Regions from separate parts of the Mus musculus genome. Here region 2 is linked to region 1. A link is a loop called in an ENCODE intact Hi-C map of the cell type or tissue named here. Cell type or tissue: gastrocnemius. All regions are shown on one strand. Each heading gives the region's core, and the rest is flanking DNA. Links, peaks and the distances in the headings are about the cores only.

Region 1 (4,891 bases), core at 1,376-3,875:
AAGTCCCAGCACTCGGGAGGCAGAGGCAGGTGGATTTCTGAGTTCGAGGCCAGCCTAGTCTACAGAGTGAGTTCCAGGACAGCCAGGGCTATACAGAGAAACCCTGGGGGGGGGGGGGGGGGTAGAAAAAAGAAAAGAAAGAAAGAAATTAGCCTGGTCTACATAGTTAGTCCCATGTCAGGGCTACGAAAAGATCCTATCTCAAATTTAAAAAGGTTACTGGGATAAAGTGACAATCCATGGCCTATCTTACCCACATGTCTCTTACAGTGTGTGCACACAGTATAATGAGTTCTAGGCCAGCCAGAACTATAGATGTGCAGGAATGATGTGGGCATGCAGAGGTCAGAACAACCTTCAGGGTTCCCTCTCTTAACTCCAAGTTTACAAGGCGTGTGCTTTTACCTACTGAGCCATGCTGCTGGCTCCTATAGTACTCAGGAGGCAGAAGCAAAAGAATTTTTCTGAGTTCAAAGCCAGACTGGTCTATGTAGAGAATTGCAGGCCAGCTCGGACTGCAGAATGAGACCCTGTCTCAAAACAAAAGAATGGGGTTTCCTATGTGCACTGCATCGATCCCAAAGCAAATAAACAAAGACTATCAAAACTATACAACACATGGTCAGTTCTCAGGTCACCCTGTCTAGTTCAAATTCTGGCTTATACTGAATGTTACAAGTTACTAGATTTCTAGTTCCTCTCCCCCTGCACCAAGAAAATACTTTAATAAATGGAGATTGTAATATTTCACTCATTGGATTGTTTCACTGACAGTGAATTATATAAGGCATACACCACATTTAGCAAAGCATCTAGCATACAATAATCAACCAATAAGTGTTAACTATTAAAATTATACACTATACACGCCTCTCTAAAACTCAAGTAATTCCTGTGTGGCTTCAAAAGAAAACCAGCTTAATGGGGAGAAGGACAGCGATTAAGTAACCATCATAAAGACAGCAAGCAGCTGGGCAGTGGTGGCGCATGCCTTTAATTCCAGCACTTGGGAGGCAGAGGCAGATGGATTTCTGAGTTCGAGGCCAGCCTGGTCTACAAAGTGAGTTCCAGGACAGCCAGAGCTACACAGAGAAACCCTGTCTCGAACAAACAAAAAACAAACAAACAAACAACAACAACAAAAACTAGCAAGTGAACTGACTGACCTATAGAGAAATTGGGGAACGTGACAGAACAAATTGCCACAAAGCCAATGAACTTTCCACACCTAACCCACAAACTGGCAATCTTCTCCTCTTTGAGGCCAACCACCTATTTTGAAAAGGTGGAGCTACTGAGATATAAAACCACAATGCCCAGGTATAGAGAACTATTAAACTAATAAGCCTGCCTAATGCTTTTCCCACATTTTCTAATAAAATACAGAGAAAGCAGAGGACTGAATCCCTCACCCCCAACTATTGGGAATAAAACCTAGCCTGCCCAAATGCCAGGCAAATAAACTACCACTCAACTAGATCCCCAGTCACAACCCTTCACATAACTTTTACTTTGAGGCAGTCTTTCTAAGTTTCCCAGGATGGCCTGGAACTTTTAAAAATCTTCTTGCACCAGCCTCCTAGGTGCCAAGATTAGAAGCATGAACTATGAAATCTGGATGAGAATTGAATTTCATCTTACTATTTCATCTTACTATTGCACTTAGCACAAAACAATAGATTATTTTACAGATAGCACAAATATAGAATTTACTTTGTTTAGGGCAATTGTGTTGCATTAATATTCCTATCTGATTTTATATTATCAAACCAACAAGGGGCTGGAGATGGTTAAGAGCACTGACTGCTCTTCCAGAGGTCCTGAGTTCAAATCCCAGCAACCACATGGTGGCTTCCAACCATCTGTAATGAGATCTGATACCCTCTTCTGGTGTGTCTGAAGACAGCTACAGTGTACTTACATATAATAAATAAATCTTAAAAAAAAAAAAAACAACAAGACGTAGAAAGGTCTATATCTGTTAACTAAAAAGACTTCAATACTCAAATTTTCCCCTTAACTTGTGTGCTAACACAAAGAACCGTCGAATCCCACTTTGTGGCCAAAGGGAGTAAATCTAAATTAGAGCTATCCCAAAAATGCAAGTCTGCTACAAGGCTAACCAGTGAGTCTCCATTCATGAGACTAGCTCAGCTCTAGAAGGAAAAAGCTTACACTTCAAACATCCAGAAAGCAAGAAGCTTGGTGCTGTTATACACAGAGACAACAGAAATCTCAGAATCACTGTTCATCTCATAAACGTCAAGGGCTAAGTGCATGAATTCCCTTAACATTGCCAAGACAACTGCAATAAGACAGCTAAGACAGTTAAAACTCAATGGTCCTTGACGAGGAAACAGTGGGATAATTATTCTTGGTGTTTATCTGCTAGCCAGGTCTGTTCTCATATCCTGGAAGATTTTGACCACAACACCAACTTAGAGAGCAAGAAAAGACCCAGAAGTACGTGTCTGACACTTTTTAAGTAAATCCAGGGAGAATGAAGTGCCATTCACTTCCAAGGTTGTTCTCACTGGCTTATGCCTGTTTGTTTGTTTGTTTGTTTGTTTTCTAAAGGAAAAAAATCTTCCTCCACTAATCACTTTGAAACTAGAAACTCTAGTTGCAGCGGGCAGTTTTTTTGGACACTTAAAACCTCTTGGACACAATTTGCCTGCTAGGCTTCAATTACGCGGGGCTGGTCACAGAAGGATTTTTTTTCTATCACCAAGTCACTTAGTTCACCACCTTCCACAAGGGAAGAGCACGGTAAAGATATTTTGGAAAAATGCCCAAGAAAGGAAAAAGCTGACCGGCTTCCTGAGGGTGTCTCCATCCCTCCCAGCCAGCCAGTCAGTACGTGGTGACTTCCTACCGAAGGCCACCAGGGGAGTATGGCCAAACCCGGCTCTAACACTGCAGGAAACGTTTCAAGCCTAAAAGCCACTTGTAGGATTAGCAGAGCCATTCTGAGTACCACTGCCAAATGATGTCCCCGTAACATCCCCATTAACTCATTGTCCCCAAGTTGCCTAGCCCTGCCCTGCCCTTGGGCCTGACCCTGGCGCCCAGCCCCACCCCGGGGCCGCAGCAGTTCCCCTTCCCCGGCTCCCAAGGCACACCCAGAGGCCTCGGTGAGCAGCTCCTCCTCCCCCACAATCCCGCTCATCGGTGGGAACCAGCTTGCTCAGAAGACAGCTCCCCCGCCAGGTTCACTCTAGCCCTCTCTGCCCACGTCCCTCCTGCAGCAGACCAGGGTTCTACGGCCCTCACCCCCGCCCGGGCCTCCCACCCGCCTGTCCCTCACCCGGCGGAGGCTGAGCGGGCGACGGAGGCACTGGAGGGCGCGGGCCGCTGCTGTTGATGATGTAGTGGGAGACGCGCGAGTTTTCGGAGACGCTAAGCACATAGTCCCCGGGGCTGGTGCTCGAGTCCCGCACCAGGAACACCCCGTGCCGCTGGCCCTGCAATAGCGCCACCGCCTCCTGCCGGCTCAGGCGGCCCCAGTACCAGCTACTCCGCTCCTCCGAGTCGAAGTTGCCCGCCATGGCCGCCTCCGCGCTTTCACGCTGGGCCGCCGCCGGCACGCGCGCCCCTCCAGCCCTGGCGCCCGCCGCCCAGCGGACCGGCTCCGGTGTCAGCCTCCCAGCAGCGCCCGAAATGGCGGCGGCGGCCGCGGGCCTTCCCCACCGGAAATGACGCGCCCTCTACCCGAGGGAGGCTGCCGGGAAGGGGACCGACGCCCGCCATTGGGAGAAGGGAAACGGAGTCCTTGGGGCCCTCAGTGCGCATGCGGCGTCCTGGGCGTCGCCGCCAGGCCCAGACCCCAACCGCGGAGGATGGGGAGGCGGAGTCTAGGTCTAAGGGGCGGAGCCTCAACCTACAAATTGACTGATCCGTGTTTGACAGATTGGTAGCGGCCGGTCTTTTCTCCCAGAACCTACAAGTAGCAACACCAAGAAAAGGACTGAAGTTAAAAAAGATGATGTGGTCCGAGGATGATAGTCGCCCTCAAAGCTCCCTGACTTGCTGGTCTTTTCCCCGTGTTTCCTTCGGTTTCCCCCGAGGTCAGCTGAAGTTCTTGTTATCTATGAGCAGCCACAGATACCGCATTTGCCGCGCAGGTGCAGTGCTGACCCAGACTGGCTTTAAGTCACTGAATTCACACACCTATGGGAGGGACCAGGAAACAACATCTGCTATGGGGGCGGGGGGGGGGCAGAAACACAAGGAAATCAACTAAGTAGTCCTGGAGAGACCCAAGGGCTGGGTAAAGTGACTCATGACAGTTATCCCAACCTCTCAGGAGTTGAGACAGGAGGATCCCTGTGAGTCTGAGGCCCTGTATTATAAAACCAAAACAAATAAGAGGAAGGGGTCCACAGATAAGATGACCTAGGGTGAATGGTAGGATGTTAAATGAAGTGGGGAAGGGTACTCAAGGCAAAGAAAACAAAATGCCCAGCCAGGCCAAAAAAAAAAAAAAAAAAAAATGGAGTTCTCTCTATTGGGGCTCCCATATCCACCAGCCAGATTTTTTTTTAAACTCTCAGTTGTAGCCAGGTGTATCTCCTACTTTTACTTCCTTCATGATCATCTTCATCTATCTCAAAAAATTAATAAAAAAATGGGGGAGGGAAGGGTTTCTCTGTATAGCTCTTGCTATCCTGGAATTCACTTTATAGACCAGGCTGACCTCGAACCCAAAGATCCACCTGCCTCTGCCTCCCAGTGCTGGGATTAAAGGTGTGTGCCACCATTGCATAGCTGTTACTACTGTGTTTTGTATATAGTGAGACCCGGTCTCACTACAAAACCAAAGTTATCCTTAGCCTAGTCAATAGCTCCGGCCTTCCAGAGCTCCCACCCATAGTCTGGGCCAGCCCTGGGA
Region 2 (4,891 bases), core at 887-3,386, 92 kb after region 1:
AGTGCTGCAACCCACAGCCAAGTATCTGGATGCCCCCTCCTGCCCAGGGATGCACACACAGGGAACCCTGTCCGTCACACAGAAACACAGATGCCCGGCAGGTTCCGTATTGCCAGCACCCTTGGTCCTTTCCCTGACAGGCTTCAAGTGAGGAGAACAAAGAATGAGAAAGGAGCACCTGCCTCCCAGGCTCACTTGTCTCCTCAAAAGGCCTTTCTTTCCCCAGTTTGACCTTTACAAAACTACACATTTCTACAGACTGTAGGATTCAAGTGAGATTTTTTTTAATCTGAAAAGTGAGAAGAACTCGTTCGTTCGTTTGGAGACTATGGGTTAAAATGCAGAGCGCACCATGTTCTCCTTGGAGAACACTGGCACCCAAGCGTTCTTGCTCTTCACCACAGGAAGCTCTGGGCTCTGGCTGGATTAGCTGCTCTCAAGACTGGGGCCTCCAAATGTTCTCGAGAGTCAAGGTAGGATGACACCGGGCTCTCTTCTGTGTGCCATTCAAACTACACTGTGTCTTCAACATCTCATCACCTCCAAGGAGAAAACCCTGGGGGGGAGAGACAAAGTGCCCTCTGCACACTTGGCCATAAGAGTTTCCCAAGTTTCTCTCTACTTGGACATATCCCATTTCTGAACTTGGGTAGCTTAGGGCCCAATGCTGCCCCACTTGCCCATCCCTCTAGGAAAGCTTATCGACACCATAAAGGCTATGCACACATCCAATTTCTCCTGGAGGAGAGCAGAAAGCCCTGGGATGTCCACTCAGAACCATGATCCTCAGGAGTAGGTCATACTGTCAATCAAAATACACCCTCCGCTCCACCCCGACAGCCAGGAGCAAACAAACATCTATCTCCTTGCAAGCCCTGCCCATCCCCCATATCAACAGCTCCACACCCCCCAAAACATTTATGGGACCTCAATTCCTCCAAACAGCACCATCCAGCATCCTGTAGGCTTGGATAGCCTTGTCTTGGTCCCCACCACTTCCATTAGCAGGCACATTCATTCTTAATCATCTTCCTGGACGGTCCTGGGCCCTGCTAACTTAATGCCCTTCTCTCTTACCCACACTCCTTCACATCACTTTAGAACCTGCCCAGTATTTTCTAGACTCTTCATTCAAGTGTTGCCAAGTCCTAAGCAGGCATGCTGAACTTCTTGCAAAAGCCTCCTCTTCTGCACCTACTTGGGTACCATGCCATCCCCACCCTGTCATCCAGTCCCCTATACTCTTTTGCCCATCCCATCACCCAAGCGTGGCTTTGACTGAAGTCCTTTTTTCTGCAACCAATTATTACAATCCCTTTTCCTCTGCTGCCTCAGGCAGCCACTGTCCATGCCCCAGGTTCCGCCTCAACACCCCTCCCCACCACCTCAACTCCATTCCAAGAGCTACCTTATCTGATCTTCCCTGCCCCTTGGTACAGCTCAGCCTCAAACCCCTCCCCAGCGTCAGTCAACTCACCGGCGCTGCCTGCCCTTGTCCCACTGCTCCTTGGTCCCTTACACAACTCCTCGGTCCTTCAGGCAGTTCTGCCTGCTCCTTCATCCCACAGCGTCCACCATAGGGCCACACCACATCCAGCGCTCTCCATTCCCCATGCCCCTCCTAATGTCTCCTCTGGATCTCCCTATCCCCTTGACCCCTCCTCAGGCCCTGACCGGCCCGCACCGGTTCTCAGCCTCCTCTCCGACCTATTCGATCCCACCTCAGGTGCTGTCTGTCACCCTCTGGCCCCTTCGGGCCCCTCCGGCCCCACCTCAGGCCCCGTCCAGCCCCCGCTGTCCTCTCCGCCCCTGCTAAGCGGCCCAACAGCCCCATCCGGTGTTCTCCATCCCCCGGCAGGCGATCTGCCTTCGCCGCCGTCATCCCGACCCTCCCTTCCGCCTCGCTTCCGCACAGCCGACCCGACACTCACTACTCCTTGAGCAGCACCATGTCGCTTCGCGGCTCGGCGGCTGCCAGCTGCCAGCCCGGCCTCCCGCCCGCTACCCGGTGGCCGCTCTCCCGGTGGCCCGGCCCGGCCCCGCTGCCTGTGCGCCTTCGTCGTGGTCTGCTCTGTCCCCGCTGCTCTCGCTGCGGTCGCCGCGCGGGCTCCTGTCGCCCTGCCCTGGCCTCACCACCTCCCGCGCCTCTGCCGACGCCGCCCGGAGCTCCGGTTCCGCAGCGCCACGCGGGGGCGGGGCGTCTCTGCGGCAACCAAAGCGTCAGACGCAGCAGTGCGCGTTGACCTCACGCGGGGCGGGGCCTTCCCGGGTCCACCCCTCCACCCTTAAATGGGCCGTGGCTCCGGGTCCGTGTCAGCATCTGGGCCCAGGTCTGGTTTGGTAGTCAAGAGGTAAAGAGACATGTTTGGTATGAATACTCTTCTGCATCAGGAGCTACTGTGCCTATATGCTTGGACTTCGCTGGTGGGTGTACTGAGAGCCAAGCATGTCAAAAATAAAATGAGGGAGTTTGAGATTTAGTTCAACCACGAAGCACTTGCCTAATTTGGATTCACCAAGAAACCAAAACCAAACAAGTGTGTATATACTTCCTCTAAATACGTGACTCCACATCTCCACCAGAAAGATACTGTTACTGCCCTCGTTTACAGGCAAGAAGGCTGCATAAGTTAGATTTGCTCATCACAGTGTTTTCATGATGTAGCTGAGATTTGATTTTTTTTTTTTCTTTTTTTCAGACAGGAACTCACTATATAGCTCTGGCTGTCCTGGAACTTGCGCTGTAGACCAGGTTGGCCTCGAACTCACAAAGATCCACCTGCCTCTGGCTCCTGAGTGCTGGGTAGAGCTGAGATTCTAACATAAAATCTTAGTGTCTTCTCATCCACCCACTAACCATTGGCTGTGGGGCTGCTGTGTACCAGAGCCTGTGATATCCTGAATAGAGAGAAGAAGGCTGGCACTATCTTGCCCCTAGGGAGCTGGTAATCAAATGGAGGGGAGGCAGGTGATGGCTGGGGTAGCAGGCACTTGGAAGGAAAGGGGCTGCCAGAGCTAGTGGTACAGGCTAGCTGTCTGGGAATTCCTAGCTGTCTGGGAGCTGAGGCAGAAGGATGGAACGTTCAAAGCCTGCCTGAAAAACTTAGTAAGTTGCTGTCTCATAAAAGCTGAAGAGAGGGTTGGGATGTGGCTCGTCAGAGCACTTGCCTCGTATGCAGGAGGCCCTAGGTTCAATCCCAGAATCCCAGAAAGAGAAGAAAACGGTAGCTTGGCAGCAGGCTTTGGGGTACGGGTGGGAGGTGGAAGTTGTGTTTGATGGGATCACACTGGACAGCACCTGGTGTATGTGAGGAGTCCCTTGAGGGACGGCATCCCAGAGATCCACAAGATGCTGGGGAAGACCATGCACAGCAGAAAGGACACACGTAAGGGCCGGAGTCAGGAACAGGCTGCATTCAGGGACTTGTCCTAGTGTGGTTTTCTGTTGCTGTGATAAAGACCATGACCAAAGGTAACTTGGGGAGAAAAGGGTTTATTACGACTTTGAGACTAGAGTCCATTAGCAAGGAAAAACATTACAGGAACCCGAAGGCAGGAACTGAAGCAGAGGCTACGGAGGAAAGCTGCTGAACTGGCTTGCTCAACCTGCTTTCTTGTACAACCCAGGACCACCTGGCCAGGCACTGTACCTGCCAGGGTGAACTGAGCCCTCCCATAGCAACCGTTAATCTAAAAAAGGCCCCACAGGCTTACCTAAAGGCAAATCTGATGGGAAGGTTTTCTCAACTGAGGTTCCCTCTTCACAGATGACCCCAGCTCACGTAAAGCTGATGAAACAACTGAGGAGCTCCGGACTAGCAGAAGTAACGTAACGGGAACATTGAGTCTGGAGGCTGAAGAGCTAGGAAGGAATAGGTTCCTCCGTGGCTGATGATAGTGTGGGCTGCAGGCCAGGGGAGGGCATCCAGGGGTTTCAGGAGTGCTATGAGATGCATGAGACGGTTTCTCCCTGAATGGTGGGGTCAGGAAGGGAAGAAGAGAGGGCTGGATGGGGCCAAATGTAGGCAGGGAGACTAGGGAAGAGGTAGTGGCAGAAATCCGGGGAGCATTCAGGATAGGGGAAAAACAAAACAAAGCAAAGCAAAACAGGACTTGTTGGCCAATTGGCCAAGAGGGCAACAGGGTGAGAGCAAGGGAGGAAGAAAAGCAGGCCCGGGAGCCTGAGTGAATAGCACTCAGACACAGCAAAGTGGCTGGCAAACAGGGGTACTCACCGAGAGGGGTACCTGAAGGATACCTGGGTGCAATGTGAGAGAACTACCCGAGATAGTGGCTCAGAAAGGACTTGGGGAGTAGGAGGCCATACTGTCTGTCACCCAGCTGTGACCAGTGACCAGGACTGCTCTAAGTGTTCTATCTATTGGTCATTCATTCATCAAACTCTAGGAGAGCAAGGAGAACTACAAAAATCCAAGGCAAAGACTCTGAAAGGAAGGCAGGCTTGAAGAAGTGGGCTGGCCGCTGGTGCTCCGGCCTTGGCCCTCCAGCACAGGGCTCTCTCTCCTCCATGGTGTCAATGGATGGTTCTCTAGAAAATGCTGGCTCTCTCCAGGAAGTAACCAGATCCCGCCCTCCTGGGAACTTGCAGGCTAGTTTGGGAGACTACATTTATTCATTCATTCAATAAATATTGATTGAGCACCTGGCCCTGTCTTGGGTGCTTTTCTAGACACTTAAAACATAAGGGATGACCAAGCAAACAAGATCCCTCCCTTGCTGAATGGAGGGAAGCTCAATATAAACTTACCAAAGTGGCTTTTAGAAGAGACCAGTGTGACTTTGGAAGCTGAATTGGTTGAATGACCCCCGGGGCAACATTAACAGTGATATTTAGGGAGGGGAATTGCTGCTAGTCAGTGGGCTAAGGCAA

Evidence for each region. A loop is a pair of places that touch in the nucleus more often than their neighbours do. Peaks named below come from ENCODE experiments on the same cell type or tissue, not always from the same donor. Only the 100,000 strongest peaks of a DNase experiment are listed, where the experiment ranks them.
Region 2: it touches region 1 in a loop (2.3-fold over the local background); 1 of 42 quality-filtered maps calls a loop at or near these places.

The regions. Positions count from the first base shown.
Region 1 is chr11:75,678,081-75,682,971 of GRCm38, reverse strand. Crk (v-crk avian sarcoma virus CT10 oncogene homolog) reads right to left here and starts at 3,713. Exons shown (of 3, transcript NM_133656.5): 1 at 3,308-3,713. The coding sequence starts at 3,548. In gastrocnemius, for the core only: CTCF peaks have their summits at 2,876 and 3,493; DNase peaks (open chromatin) are centred at 3,207 and 3,769; H3K4me3 peaks cover 2,500 bases; H3K27ac peaks cover 2,500 bases.
Region 2 is chr11:75,585,393-75,590,283 of GRCm38, reverse strand. It overlaps Pitpna (phosphatidylinositol transfer protein, alpha), which reads right to left and starts at 2,205. Exons shown (of 12, transcript NM_008850.2): 1 at 1,932-2,205. The coding sequence starts at 1,951. 4931413K12Rik (RIKEN cDNA 4931413K12 gene) reads left to right here. Exons shown (of 2, transcript NR_166698.1): 2 at 1-260. In gastrocnemius, for the core only: a CTCF peak has its summit at 2,148; DNase peaks (open chromatin) are centred at 1,482 and 2,227; H3K4me3 peaks cover 1,878 bases; H3K27ac peaks cover 2,215 bases.